Linked DNA regions of Homo sapiens: region 1 is linked to region 2. Evidence: chromatin contacts called from ENCODE Hi-C or POLR2A ChIA-PET data. All regions are on one chromosome and are shown on one strand. Each heading gives the region's core, a stretch centred on a gene start or an enhancer-like site at or near the end of the contact. The rest is flanking DNA. Distances are from core to core; before and after follow the strand shown. Region 1 holds the start of LINC00605 (long intergenic non-protein coding RNA 605). Region 2 overlaps TNFAIP2 (TNF alpha induced protein 2).

The links. A loop is a pair of places that touch in the nucleus more often than their neighbours do. ChIA-PET counts read pairs that join two places held with the same protein, here RNA polymerase II (POLR2A). Pooled maps may share reads with other maps.
Region 1: a loop to region 2 is called in a map of GM12878, with 2.7 times the contacts of the local background. The contact joins the promoter of LINC00605 here to the enhancer-like site in region 2. A Hi-C loop is called at or near these places in 13 of 168 maps with a recorded cell type or tissue (Caco-2, GM11168, GM12878 and 10 more), 1 of 37 single-sample maps with no recorded cell type and 9 of 50 pooled maps. POLR2A ChIA-PET finds 5 or more read pairs at or near these places in 4 of 52 experiments (AG04450, K562, MCF 10A and 1 more).

The regions. Positions count from the first base shown.
Region 1 is chr14:103,183,601-103,190,277 of GRCh38, forward strand. It overlaps LINC00605 (long intergenic non-protein coding RNA 605), which reads right to left and starts at 5,428. Exons shown (of 3, transcript NR_033938.1): 1 at 4,992-5,428; 2 at 4,777-4,847; 3 at 3,621-4,670. It also overlaps the pseudogene GCSHP2. RefSeq lists a silencer at 5,497-5,546.
Region 2 is chr14:103,136,477-103,142,916 of GRCh38, forward strand. TNFAIP2 (TNF alpha induced protein 2) reads left to right here. Exons shown (of 12, transcript NM_006291.4): 12 at 1-963. It also overlaps the pseudogene NDUFB4P11. Among named protein-coding and RNA genes, the nearest start is that of TNFAIP2, 16 kb to the left of the region's middle. RefSeq lists enhancers at 3,841-3,890, 3,921-3,970. Within about 2 kb of position 4,040, at least 3 of the 41 ENCODE cell types and tissues checked have a DNase peak (open chromatin) inside an H3K27ac peak, as active enhancers do; they include GM12878, OCI-LY7 and PC-9, where a contact is called at or near this core.

The DNA.
Region 1 (6,677 bases), core at 4,178-6,677, 49 kb after region 2:
TTTTTAGTTCTTATCTACTTTAGACTAAATCCTAAATTATTCTAGGTTCCTCCAATCCAACTTTCTTCCATAAAATTAGCAAAATGAAAACTGCTCTGTTCCTGAAGCCCACTAAGCTAAAACTAAACTGATATTACAAAACAAAGTCCAAGGTGGGAGGATCCCTTGAAGCATCACTTGAAGCCAGGAGTTTGAGACCAGCCTGGGCAACAAAGTGAGACCCCTTCTCTGCAAATAATAAAATAAAACGAATTAGCCAGGTGCTATGGCATATATTAATACCTGTAGTCTCAGCTGCTTGGGAGGCTGAGGTGGGAGAATCACTTGAGCCCAGGAGTTAGGCTGCAGTGAGCTATGATCATGTCACTGCACTCCAGCCTGGGCAACATAGCGAGATCTCTGTCTCTACAAAAAATAAGTTAGCTGGGTGTGGTGGCACACGCCTATAGTCCCAGCTACTTCAAGCCTGCAGTAAATTAGGATTGCACCACTGCACCTCCATCCTGGGCAACAGAGCAAGACCCTGTCCCTAGAAAAACAAAAACAAAAACAAACAGTGACCAAAGTGCAGCGTGGAGACCCTCTGCACCCCTCCCTACGAACATGGCACTGAGTGGCGCAGTGTGGGTGGGCTGTGGGCTGCAGCTTGAGCGGGGCCTTGGCACCTGCCATGCCTCACCGGCTGAGGCCTTGGTGGCTGGGGATGGGCACGGTTTGTGCGTGGAACCCGCCCTGCTCTCGGTGCATGAATTCTCGGGGAAACGTGGTTGGAGAACAACAAGAAATGGTATGGGAACCGTGGGAATCAGGCATTTTGCACAGGAAGTATTGGGAGATGTTTTTACTGTAGTCTGCCTGAAGCTGGGACAAAATTGAACAAACAAGATGAATTTGGTGCTTTGGAAAGTGTGAAAGCTGTTCATGAACTCCATTCTCCTTTATCAGGAGAAGTAACTGAAATTAATGAAGCTCTTGCAGAAAATACAGAACTTATTGACAAATCTTGTTATAAAAATGTTTGGCCGATCAAGATGACACTGAGTAACTCTTCAGAACTAGGTGAACTTGGCCGGGCGCAGTGGCTCACACCTGTAATCCCAGCACTTTGAGAGGCTGAGGCAGGTGGATAATCTGAGGTTAGGAGTTTGAGACCAGCCTGGCCAACGTGGCGAAACCCCATCTCCACTAAAATACAAAATTTAGCTGGGCGTGGTGGCAGTTGCCTGTAATCCCAGCTACTCAGGAGGCTGAGGCAAGAGAATCACTTGAACCCAGGAGGCAGAGGTTGCAGTGAGCCAAGATCATGCCACTGCACTCCAGCCTGGGCAACAAGAGCAAAACTGTCTCAAAAAAAAAAAAAAAAAAAAAAAAAAAAGAACTAGATGAACTTATGAGTGAAGAAGCTTATAAAAAATACGGAAAAATCTATTGAGGAGTGAAAATAACCCCTAAATAAACTAGTATGAAATAATTTAAAATATAAAAATAAAAAACAAAATTAATAAAGTAAAAAACAAGTCTTATGCCTGATATATGAACCACACCAAAAGTTCACCAAATTGCACGATGCCGTAATCAGAGACAATCAAACCACAAACCAAGAGGAGCAGTTGACGTTTTCCCTGCTAAAAACAGCTGTTCCAGCAGCCATGGTGCCTGTAGTCCCAGCTACTTGGAAGGCCGAGGCGAGAGGAGTTAAACTTCAGCCTGGGCAACATGATGAGACCTCACTATTTAAAAACAAAAATTGAAAAAGAAACCTAAAAAAGCAGGTTTTCCGAAGACGTTGTTATAAGGCTCCATATAATAATGAGACTCTCACCCTCTCAATGCCATTCTTCATTTGGCAGGATAATGCTATAATTAAAATTTCACAATAAGTAACTGCTATAGGTAACTTGAGAAAACCTGACCTAAAAAAAAAAAAAAAAGAAATCCTTTTAGTCCACCTAGTGGGCAAATTTGGCATTTTCCCTAACACAGTTTTTTGTTCAAATTGTACTGGTGGTCCCTTTTATAAACCTGGCGTTCACAAAGTAGTGATTAATTCGATCCTGTATGAAATACTTCTCAGTGGCTATCACAGGCCTGGCCCAGTCTCCTCCATGGCCTTTTGTTTAATTTGTTGCCCTTAGGCTGGGGCTGTTAGTTCAAAACCACTTCTACGAACTAAGTTTATTATATTGTTGCCAATTTTTTCATTATAATTTTTAAATGTTGTTCTTAGTGCCTGTCTAATCTCAACGAAGCCAACTCTCCTAACAGGATAATACTTGCTCAACACCTCCAGATAATGACTAATGCCTACAAAGCAGATGAAATAAAATGTAATACTGGACTCCAGATGAAACTGCTTTGAGGCCAGGTGCAGTGGTTCACGCCTGCAACCCCAGCACTTTGGGAGGCTGAGGCGGGCAGATCACCTGAAGTCAGGAGTTCAAGACCAGCCTGGCCGACATGGTGAAACCCTGTCTCTACAAAAAAAAAAAAAAAAGAGAGAGAGAGAGAGAGAGGAAAAAAATCAGCTGGGGGTGGTGGCGCATGCCTGTAATTCCAGCTATTCAGGAGGCTGAGGCAGAAGAATCGCATGAAACCAGGAGGCAGAGGTTGCAGTGAGCCAAGATAGTGCCACTGCACTCCAGCCTGGACTACAAGAGCAAAACTACATCTCAAAAAGGAAAGAAAGAAAGAAAGAAAAAAAGTAACTGCTTTGAGACATTTTTTCCTTCTGGCCTCGTTATTACACAAATGTGGCCCAGGTTGCTGACTTAGACCCCGCCATGTTCCCTCCAATGTGGGACAGAGACAGCTGGCACAAGCCCATTACAGCCCCAGGGACAGATAAGCCTGGCTGCAGAACGGCTGGTTAGCGATGCTTTCAGAGAAATATCTTGATCAAAAGAGAAAAATGTAAAGCTAATCACACAAATTGGGTCATTCTTGTCCCACCCAACCAAGGGTCAAGAGGCCAGCGGGAAGGAGCACTCAGGGCACATAGAATTTCTCCAAGAATGTCATTCTCTGTAAGACCGGCTGCTGAAACTGCTGCCACCTGAAACCAGTTTACCTAATGCCTACTAAACAACCTGCTGACACGACTCGTTTTACCCTCTGCCCTCACTCATCAGTCGGAGCTTGCCAGCTCCCCAAACTCACCAGTGCCAATGAGCTTTCTTAAAGAGCAGTAGTAATATTTCTCCTCTTTATAAAACCTCCAGCCTTTCTTCATTCTTTGGACATCCTAAAGACCACTCACGCTACAGATATCCACAAATTACACTTCTTTCCCCAAATAAAACATTTTAATTTTGAGGATTCATCTCTGTATTTAACTTCGACACTGATAACAGGGAAATACGCAGCAAAGACACCTCAACCCCCAGGGGTCCCCTTCTAAGCACTCCCTCCCCCAGTCAGCCCAGACTTCCTAGGGGCGGGGAATGGCTGGGCAGCTCCACCTGTGACAATGGACTCTGCCCCGTCCCTGATCGAAATGACTGACAGCAAGCTCTCCTTCAGGCCTGGCCTCCCCGGAGTTCTCACTTAGCAAATGGCTTTCTAATGAGAGCACAGGAATTTGTCCCTATGTGTGGACTGACAATGAATAAAAGAAGCAGAAATCCATGGTGAACTTTATTTCAGCGAATAGAGGACAAAGATCAGCGACAGCTCCTGTGGGATTCGGGAGATTTGTCAGCCACGTAGGCATAGAAGATGGGAAAATGGGATCCACTTTTTTCCCCTTTGGGGCCAACCTGGCAATTTGTGTGCAAAGCACAGGAATTCCACACAAGGAATTTGGCGTAATAGAAGTAATTAGGGCTGGGCGTGCTGCCTCATGCCTGTAATTCCAGCACTTTGGGAGGCCAATGCAGGAGGATTGCTTGAGCCCAGGAGTTGAAGACCAGCCTGGGTACCATAGCAAGATCCTATCTCTACCAAAACAAAACAAAACAAAACAAATTAGCTGGGTGTAGTAGTGTACACCTGTCTAAAAAAAAAATGTAATTAGTAACAGGAATGCTCCAAACTCAGGAAAAAAAACAAAACAATATTTTTAAACTGCTAAGAAGACCAAAAATTATTTCAAAACCATGAGGTAAAATGACAGAGGTCCTGGTGAGGAGAGGACTTTATCAAGGGTGTAATGGAAGACGCTGGGCATGATTCACATGTTGTGGAGACCCCTGGAGAAGGGGGGCTAGAGTCAGGCAGGGGTGTGAGTGACCCAGGCACAGAAGTGGGGCAGGAGGGACTTGGGACCCTCCTTCTGAAGCTCCCCAGGAGGCTCCTCCTTTTACCTGCCCTTGATCCTGGAGTCCTCTCTGCCAGAGACAGGAGGCCACATGGTTCTCACCACCAGGCTAGTGGACAAATCCCTTTGTTTCCAGGGTGGGCCTGGAAGGGATTAGGTTACTTTCTGGTCCACACCAGAGGCTCCCCTAGAAGGCAGACAGCCCCAGGGACTGACTCAGGGACCCAGAGGCTGGGATGGGGGAGGCCAGGGAGTGAGGCCAGGGCAGGCAGCTGTGGGGGCTGGGCTGGGGAGAGGAAACAGTACTGGGGCAGAGGGGACGCCTGTAATCCCAGCACTTTGGGAGGCCGAGGTGGGAGGCTCATTTCAGCTGAGGAGTTCAAGACCAGCCTGGGCAACATAGCGAGAACGGTTCCTGGGGGAAAAAAAAAAAAGAAAAAAAGCATGAAATACAATGTGTCTATATTGAAATCTGTACTGTAATTGAGATGAAATACTGTGGAAAAACTCAAGGAATTTACCTAAATGCTCCGCAATCTAATTCCAAATACCAATGGTAATTCTCAATACCTAATTAGGAAAACATCACAACCTGCATTTGAAGAAAAGAGTAACGTTCAACTTCTAACGAGGCGTGCGATCATTTCGGCACTTGGAACATGAAACAAAGTCAAAACATTTTCAGGCAAGGTGAATTGCTGATCAAGTATCAGATGTCCAGGTCTGCTCCCCTTACCGTTGCGATTGATTCACCACTACATCTCTTCTGAAAGTACCACACGGTGTGGAATCCTCAACTTAAGTACAAAACACGACGAAACTGATTAGGAAAATCCATTTGTCAACTGTGGGAGGCTCTGGATGTGTAGAGTACCTAGACTGTGGTAACCCCTCCACCCTGCGTGCCTCCATCACATCATCCAGCTGTTCACCTTAAATAAATACAATTTCTATCCATCAATTACACCGCAATAGAGCTGGGGGCCATTTTTTAAAAACTTCCTCTGGCATGCAGCAATTGATAAGAACTTGCAAAGCTGAGAAGGCACCGATTTAAAACTCGCGCCAACGCGGCTGCGCGCCTTGTCCTCCGCCCAGGAACCCTGGAGGCCACGGCCTCGCCCGGCTCCTGCGCTGGCACTGGACGTCCCGCCGGCTGTACCTGGCGCCCCGTGGCCTCGCTCCCGACCGCTGCCCCGCAGAGGCCTCCCGACCGCCGAGGCCCTCGCCACGCCCGGGTGCCCCCAGGGGGCGCCGGCTTCCACCCACAGAGCTCCCCAGGCCTGGGCGGGCGCAGGGAGGGCGCGACCGGGGCGCACCCGCGCGGGAACTTGGCAGAGACTCGCGGGACGTGGCGGGGGCGCCTCAGGAAACGCGCCGCGGGGCTGCGGGGTCGAGGGGAGGGGACTAGTGTGCAGGGGCCACCCTCTCCCCAGCCCCGCCCCCCGAGTCCAGCTCCGCCCCTGATGCGTACCTGGCGGGACTGGGTCCCAGGGGCTCTCCGCGCTCCTTCTGGGGGCGCCACGTCCGGACCTTGTCCCCTGCTGAGGACTACCTCGCGGGCCGGGCGGGGTGAAGGGCGCTGTTAAGAAGGACAGTCCCGGGGAATGAGGGGCGAGGGGGAGAACGGGGTCGCCGGGTCGGGAGAAGATGACAGACGGGGCAGAGTAGAGGCTGCAGAGGGTCGCCCGGAGAGCGCGGGGGTCCCCCCACCAGCATCCCGTCGCCGCTTCCCGTCTGACCCCACCCGCTCCCCGTCCCCGCTTCCCGTCTGACCCCACCCGCTCCCCGTCCTCGCTTCCCGTCGGACCCCACCCGCTCCCCGTCCCCGCTTCCCGTCGGACCCCAGGGCAGGTGGGAACGAAGAAGTGAGTTGGGTCCCCGCTGTGGGCCCTCGCCCTCTCAAGCCGGGCCGTCTCCAGGGCTTCAGGTTGGGGAACGGGCTCCTGTGGCCTCCAGCAGGCTCTTCCACTCGGGGCCTGGGTTTCAACTCAGTCCTCTCCCACCACCTTTTCCATGTGTCTTCAACGCCCTTCTTCAGCCGGGGTGACCCGAACTGCCCAGAGGGCTTGCAGCCTTCAGGGACGCAGTTTCCAGTTTCTGGGCGCCCATATGGACACTCCCCTGAAGCCCGCCTCCCCTTCCCCTGGGAGCAGGGGCCTTGCAGGTTCTCCCACCGCTCACCTTGCACTTGCTTCCTCCGCCTGTACAGGGAAAGGCCCACCCAGCTCAACCCAAAGGCCCAGGGCCCCTTGGTGGAAAACCCCAAGGGGGACAAACAAAAGACCTCTGCAATCTGGTTTAGAGTAGACAAAGCTTCCCTTAAGCAAGTGATCTGTTAGGTTTTGTGTCCCCACCCAAATCTCGTCTGGAATTGTAATCCCCATAATCCCCACGTGTCAAGGGGGAGACCAGATGGAGG
Region 2 (6,440 bases), core at 2,790-5,289:
CGTCACCTCATTGAGGCCTCCCCTCTCCTGCCTCCCTCCACCACTTTTTTTTTTTTTTTTTTGAGACAGGGTCTTGCTGTGTTGCCCAGGCTGGAGTGCAGTGGCCTGGTCATGGCATCAAGGCTCACTGCAGCCTGGACCTCCTGGTTCAAGTGATCCTCTTGTCTCAGTCCCCTGAGACAATCCCCCACGCCCAGCTACATATTTTTTGTGGATACAGGGTCTCATTCTGTTGCCTAGGCTTGTCTGGAACTCCTGGGCTCAAGGGATCTTGTAGCCTTAGCCTCCTAAAGTGCTGGGATTATAGGCATGAGTCACTGTACCCGGCCTGCTCTACCGCTTTTAAGGACGCTTATGATCACATTGCGCCTACCCAGAGAACCCAGGTCGTCTTTCTATTTTCAGGTCAGCTGATTAGCCACCTTAGTTCCATCTGCAACTTTAGTTCCCACTGGCTGTGTAACCTAACATAGTCACAGGCTCTGGGGACTGTCACGTGGACATCTTTGGGAGGCCGTTATTCTGCCCACCGCACCCTCCGTTCATCCCCTGCCCTGCCGGGCACCTCGCTCTACCCCAGGAAAATGTGAGCTCGTTTTCCTGCTCGGCATGTGCTCCCCCTAAGGCTCTGCTCCTCCCTGGGCCTGAAAGTTCCTTCTCAGCCTGAGAGGGGGCCCTTCGGACTCAGGCATGACTCAGCCCGGCTGATGCCTCTGCAGTGCTGAGTCAGGATTTGGGGCCGGCTCTCTTGGGTCCGTCCCCTTTTCCCAGGTACTGCCTTACAAAGCTGTGGCCAGGAAGTGGCCGGTATAAAGGATGCCCAAGGTCTTTGTACGTGTGTAGGAGTTAGCGTGTTTGATATTGTTAATATAATAATAATTATTTTTTAGAGTACTGCTTTTGTATGTATGTTGAACAGGATCCAGGTTTTTATAGCTTGATATAAAACAGAATTCAAAAGTGGCTGTGGAGTGATTTATTTTGGGAGCTGCACAATGATGGGGGGCCCAGCCAGGCAGCCTTAGCAGCTTTCTGAGCCTCTAGGGGTCCGGGCAAACCTACCTAGGTTCTGTGTCAATCCCCAGCCTGTCCCAGCCCCCAGAGCACCTCATGTGGTCCAGGCAGGAGATGGCCCACCATCCCCTCACTGTGAGCAGGAGCTTTGGAAGTGTCTGCCTGTAGGGCATGGACAGTCACTTCACCCTTCCGTGCCTCAGTTTCCTCATCTGTAAAAAGGGGACTGTGACCCTTTGGGGCTTCCTCCACCGTCCTTTACTGAGGAAGAGGGTGGGGTGGACACGGGGCAGCCATTTCAACCGCATGCACGGGACACAGAGTGGGAACTGACTCTTACCATGCTGGCATTGACCTGAAAGCTACAGCTGTGGACACAGGAGGTCTGGTTTGTATTCAGAGACGGGCTCAGCTGCCACGGAAGGGTGGGCCTCTCCGCAGCCAATCTGGCCTGGAATTTGGGAAGGAGCAGAGTCCCTGGAAGGGAAGAAGGGTACCTTGATGAACGTTGCACAGAGGCCGGGGAGGGCCCCAAGGGGAGCCGTGTGCACCTGAAGAGGGGTGTGGGCTTCAGCAGGGCCTGGGACAGCCCGGAGCTGGGGGTGGGGGAGGGCAGGCCCTTTCTCCTGAGTTCCATTCTTGGGGCCAAAGCGGATGGCATGAGGCCACCGTGCAGTGAGAGAAAGGAGGGAGACGAGGGCCAGGGGCAGTGCGGCTTGGCACGGAGACCCTCTGCCCGGCTCCTGGACCCGCCGGTCCATGTGGCTGCGAGGTCCTGGCCTGGTTGAGCCACGTGGGGAGCGTGGGCCTTGGGCGGGCGAGTTCCCGTTCCTCTCCTCGGAGCACAGGGTCAGGGGGAAGTGGGGGCAGCGCGACTCTCCCCTGCATGGCCCCCTGACCCTGGGCAAACGTGGGGAGAGATGGCGCCTGAGCCCCGATGGAAGCTGTCAGTGGGCCCTGGCACACATTCTCCCACGGGGGCGGACTTAGGTCCCAAAGTGACCCCCAGCCTCGCGGCGGCCAGGGCGGGCCGAGTCGTCGGAGCGCGGCGGGACCTGGGGCCAGGTGGACCCCCCTCCCCGGGCTGCGTCCACCCCTGGCAGAGGGGCGGGCTCCGGGCGCGAGGCCCCAGGCGAGGAGGAAGAGGGTGCGGGCGGCGCCTTGGAGGTTCCTGCTGTTCCTGCTTTTCGGGGCGGGGGCCTTCCGGGTCACTGTCCCGCCAGCTGTTGGATCTGCACCAGTAACTTCTCCAGGAAAATCCCCCGGAGAGGAGGATCTGCCCGGCGGAGGGGAGCGAGTCCCCCAGCGCGGGGACAGGGCGGGCGGAGCGGGGCCTGGGCCAGGCCTGGTGCCTTTGTGCAAGGACGGGCCCCGGGCTGCCCAGGCTCCTGTGAGCAGGGGTGGAGCGGGGAGGCCGCAGCCCCCGCGGAACACCGGGCGCCCCCGGCCTCCAGCAGTGGGAAGCAGCCCGGGGGCTGACGCTCCCTGCAGGAGCCAGGAGCAAGCAAACAAGCAGCTTGAGTGCAGGCGCGGGGACGGGCCGGGGGTGCCTGCGGGTGAAAGGGCGGCTCAAAGGGACAGTCGCTGGAGGCCCGGTCTTGAGGAGGTGCCTGGAGCAGACCCGGGCTGGGCGCTGCGGGGGAGGGAGGAGGTTGCGGAGGCCGGCGGGCGGGAACGGGGAGGAATTCCAGGTTTCAGGCAAAGAAAGACGGCAGGACTGGGGAAAAGGGATCCTGGACAGGAGACTCCGCAGGAGGAAGGAGGGGGCCGGTAAGTGGGCTCCTTCCAGCTGGGGAGCGGGGCTGGAAGGGGCTGGAGACGCGAGTTTCAACTCATGGGATTTATGGCTTGGAAAGACCCCTCTGCCCTTCGGGGGCGCTGGGGTCCCCAGGGGAGAGATGAGGGCGGCAGCGAGGGCCCCCTCGTGCAGTGAGATGGAGCGAGCTCTCGGTGGGCTGAGGGAAAGAGCAGCCCAGGGGCTTCTAAGAGACCGGGAGGGAACCAGGCTGCTTCCAGGGACAGGGAGGGCCTGGGAGGGGAGAAAGGGCTGAGGAAGCGCTTGGTCAAGTTCAGGGGGAGAGGTCCCTCCGCACTCGCAGTTGTGCCCTGTGTCACCACGATGTTGTTCCCAAAGTATTCTTCTGGTGTTTTTTTTATTTTTATTTTTTCCTTCTTTTCACAGGTGTTGACCCAAAGTATTTTCTCTCATGCCTGGCCACTCTGCCCTGGACCCTCAACCCAGCCGAATATGACACATCTCCAGAAACCCAGCAGGCGCAAGCCGCAGGGTTGGCCTTAAAATCCTGCTTAAACAGGAGACCCTGGAGGCCTGCTTCAGTGCCACCAGCCTAACCGCCAGGGCTCATCAAAGACGCTGCCCAGATGCATTGAACGTAAGCAAGATCAGCAAAGGTTTATCTCAACTTCAGACTCACTCCCAGAAACTCACTCTTGGGAGCTCTCTGTGGAATTGGGCCCCCCTTCTTCTGGTATTATGTTTTCAAAACTGACAGGGATATGAAAGAAAAACTTATCCAGGAAAGAAAATTGGGTTGAACATTTAACATCTCATTTAAGTCTTGCAATAATGGCTATATGTATTTTTGCTAAATAAATCTTCTATTAATCTTTTTTTTTTTTAAAGTTTGAGATGTCTGCAGAATGGGCATGTGGTTCATTAGAGTGACCAATACCCCGGTGAGTGACAACACTTTGTGTGCGAGGCTGCCGGCCGCCAGGCCCTCTCTCTCGCTCACTGCTTTGGGGGCATCATTTTGCACAGCCCCTGTGGAGGGTGATTTGGGCTTCCGGGTCAGGCTGACAAATGCAGGAACCTGTGAGGCAGCCATTCTCCTTCCAGGAATGTACCTTATCCATGCTCTACCAGCTATGCAAAGCAACTTGAGTGCCAGACTAGTCACTTCAGTTACAGTAGCAACATACTGGAAACTCCCTAAATGCCCATCGGCAGACACCAGGGAAATCACTGCAGTGCACCCAAACAATGGAGTACTATGTGGCGGTGAAAAAGAATGAGGAAGTTCTCTCTGTTCTCATGTTGACATTCAGGACACATAACGTTAAGTGGAAAAAAGCACAGTGCAGAGCAGAGTTTGTGGTGTGTGTGTGTGTGTCTGAGAGAGAGAGAGAGAGAGAGAGAGAGAGGTGAACAGGGTTGGATGGGGACAGAAGTTAGGAAGGAGGTATTTGGCCGTATAGCTTGTAAATTTTCATTATGAGGCATGTGAATGTGTTATATTATTAGCATTTTATAACTGAACATTTAACTGAGAAAATGAAAGTGGTGTTGCTGGAGATGGGAGGAGAGAGGAGGAAAATACTTTAGTGTCTCAGGGGTAGGCTCAACCAGCCATGTCCAGCGCCTCTTTGAAGTGGGTTCATCAGCAACCTGTGACTTGGCGTGAAGCCAAGTTCAGCGCTGAGGTGCAGACTGTAATCACAGGGCTGAGTTTAACCAAGACTCTGGTTTTGTCAGGCGATCACTATGGAGGATGATAGCTGAGCCGTGGGAGGGGCTTGCCAGGGAGAAGTCATACCGATGGGCGATACCCATACTGACTGCTGCTATACCCAGCAGTCCCTGGTCGCCCCCAGAACTCCCATCCTCTGACCCTGTGCTGCCTTGCAGCCCCTCAGCCCCCCATGCATGCCCCCCATGCATGCCCCCACCATCCCTGCAGTGAGACCCCGCAGCCTCCTGAGATGCCAGGTAAGCCATGCACAGCCAGGTGCTGTGCCTCAGAACTTGCTGCAAAGCTACTTATGCAAGGCGGGGGAAGCCGTCCTGGGAGGCTGTGCAGGTGAGCAGCCAATAAACAAGTGAAAAGAAACCCCCCTCCCTCCTTGTTTGTCTCTCCAGCGCCCTCTACTGACAGTGCACAGCACCGTGCCAGCAGGAGAGAGGGAAAAGTTCCAGAATCCCCAAGTAGGGCAGTGAAAGATGGGCTTGGGTCAGAGGCAGTAGATGGATAGCAGGCAGTTGCTTTCCATATGCACCCTTTTACACACGTTTAACCTTTTCTAAAAATTCCAGTAAATGCAATACATGTATCCTTCCCACAAGTGAAGATGCACTCACGCTGTCTCCAAAATGAGGAGACAGTGAGGACAAGGTGCCAATGGTTACTGTAGCCACTGTTGGCTCTGTTAATTACACCACAAATTCAACCACAGTCCACTGAATATCTTGTTACCTGAAGACTGAATGGTAACACTAACCTCCAAAAAATTGTGTGTACAATACAGATGCCAGCGAGAGAAAACAGGAAAATGGTTGGCATGTGGAAACAAACACGTGAAAACAAGCAAAGGAAACTAAGCAAAACTACTACACTCCTTGCTTCCGTGACAGTTGGGAGCCGAGGCTTGAAGTCCATGGTTCCTTCTCCCATCACTCATCCTGGATTTTCCCCTCCCTCAGCCGGGACCTCAGCTAGTTGGTGATCTTTACTTGATGAAACAACTAAAACTTTCATTTCAGAAGGTTCTGAGTCCTCAATTTTCCTGCCTTTCTATGGCTGGGGTAGTTTTCCATGAACCTTTTCTATTGGCCATGGAAATAGTCAGAAGTGCCGCAGAGAATGAATGCCCTGATTTCCAGACATAGTAGCAGCTGCCTGGTCTCCCAGGAGAATCAGAACCTATCACTGCAGTCAAGAGAGCAATCATTTTTTAGGTCTTTTGGTGTCATGACAGAATGAGCCCCAGATGGCCAGGTGGCGGCATCATCTTTCAATTTAATGAAACCATTGCTGTGTCTCCTGGTTGAAGGATGTTCCTCTCCGGGACTAAGACCTTCACATTAGCAGAGCTCAAAGTTGCTGCGACAGGAAGCAAAAATCCTGCCAGCTGGTTGTTATTGGGGGTAATAGTAAGTGGATCCCCCTCATATCAACTGGTTGCATGGAGTTCTAATCGGGGAAGAGGAGTCAGGCTGGGGGGAGCAGGGAAAGCAAAACAAACAAACAAAAAACAGATAAGCTATAAGCCTGCCTTTCTACATGGCCCAGGACACACAGAGCCCTCCTAAGCAAATAACTCACAATCTTCCTGTGCCCATCTTATCGCCAGATCCTCAGCCGATAGACAAGTGTCAGTTAGCTCGCTGCAACCTGGGCATTATCAGCACTGCGCGTGGCCCTCTCCAGCACAAGCACCATCCTATAAAATCCCCCACAAGTCTTTGTCTCCTTGTAGTCAGCTCCCCTTTTGCTGATCTGCCCATTGCTTTCTTGCAATGTATTTTCCTGTGTTCTCTAATAAGCCTGCCTGTCTTTACCTACAACTCTCTTGGTAAATTCCTTTATTGCATGCGCCACTGGTCCTAGTTAGTCACTACCTGTGACAGCTTGGTTTCTGGAGCCATGCATTTTGGCTATAAGGGAAGTAGAACCATGTGGTGGCCC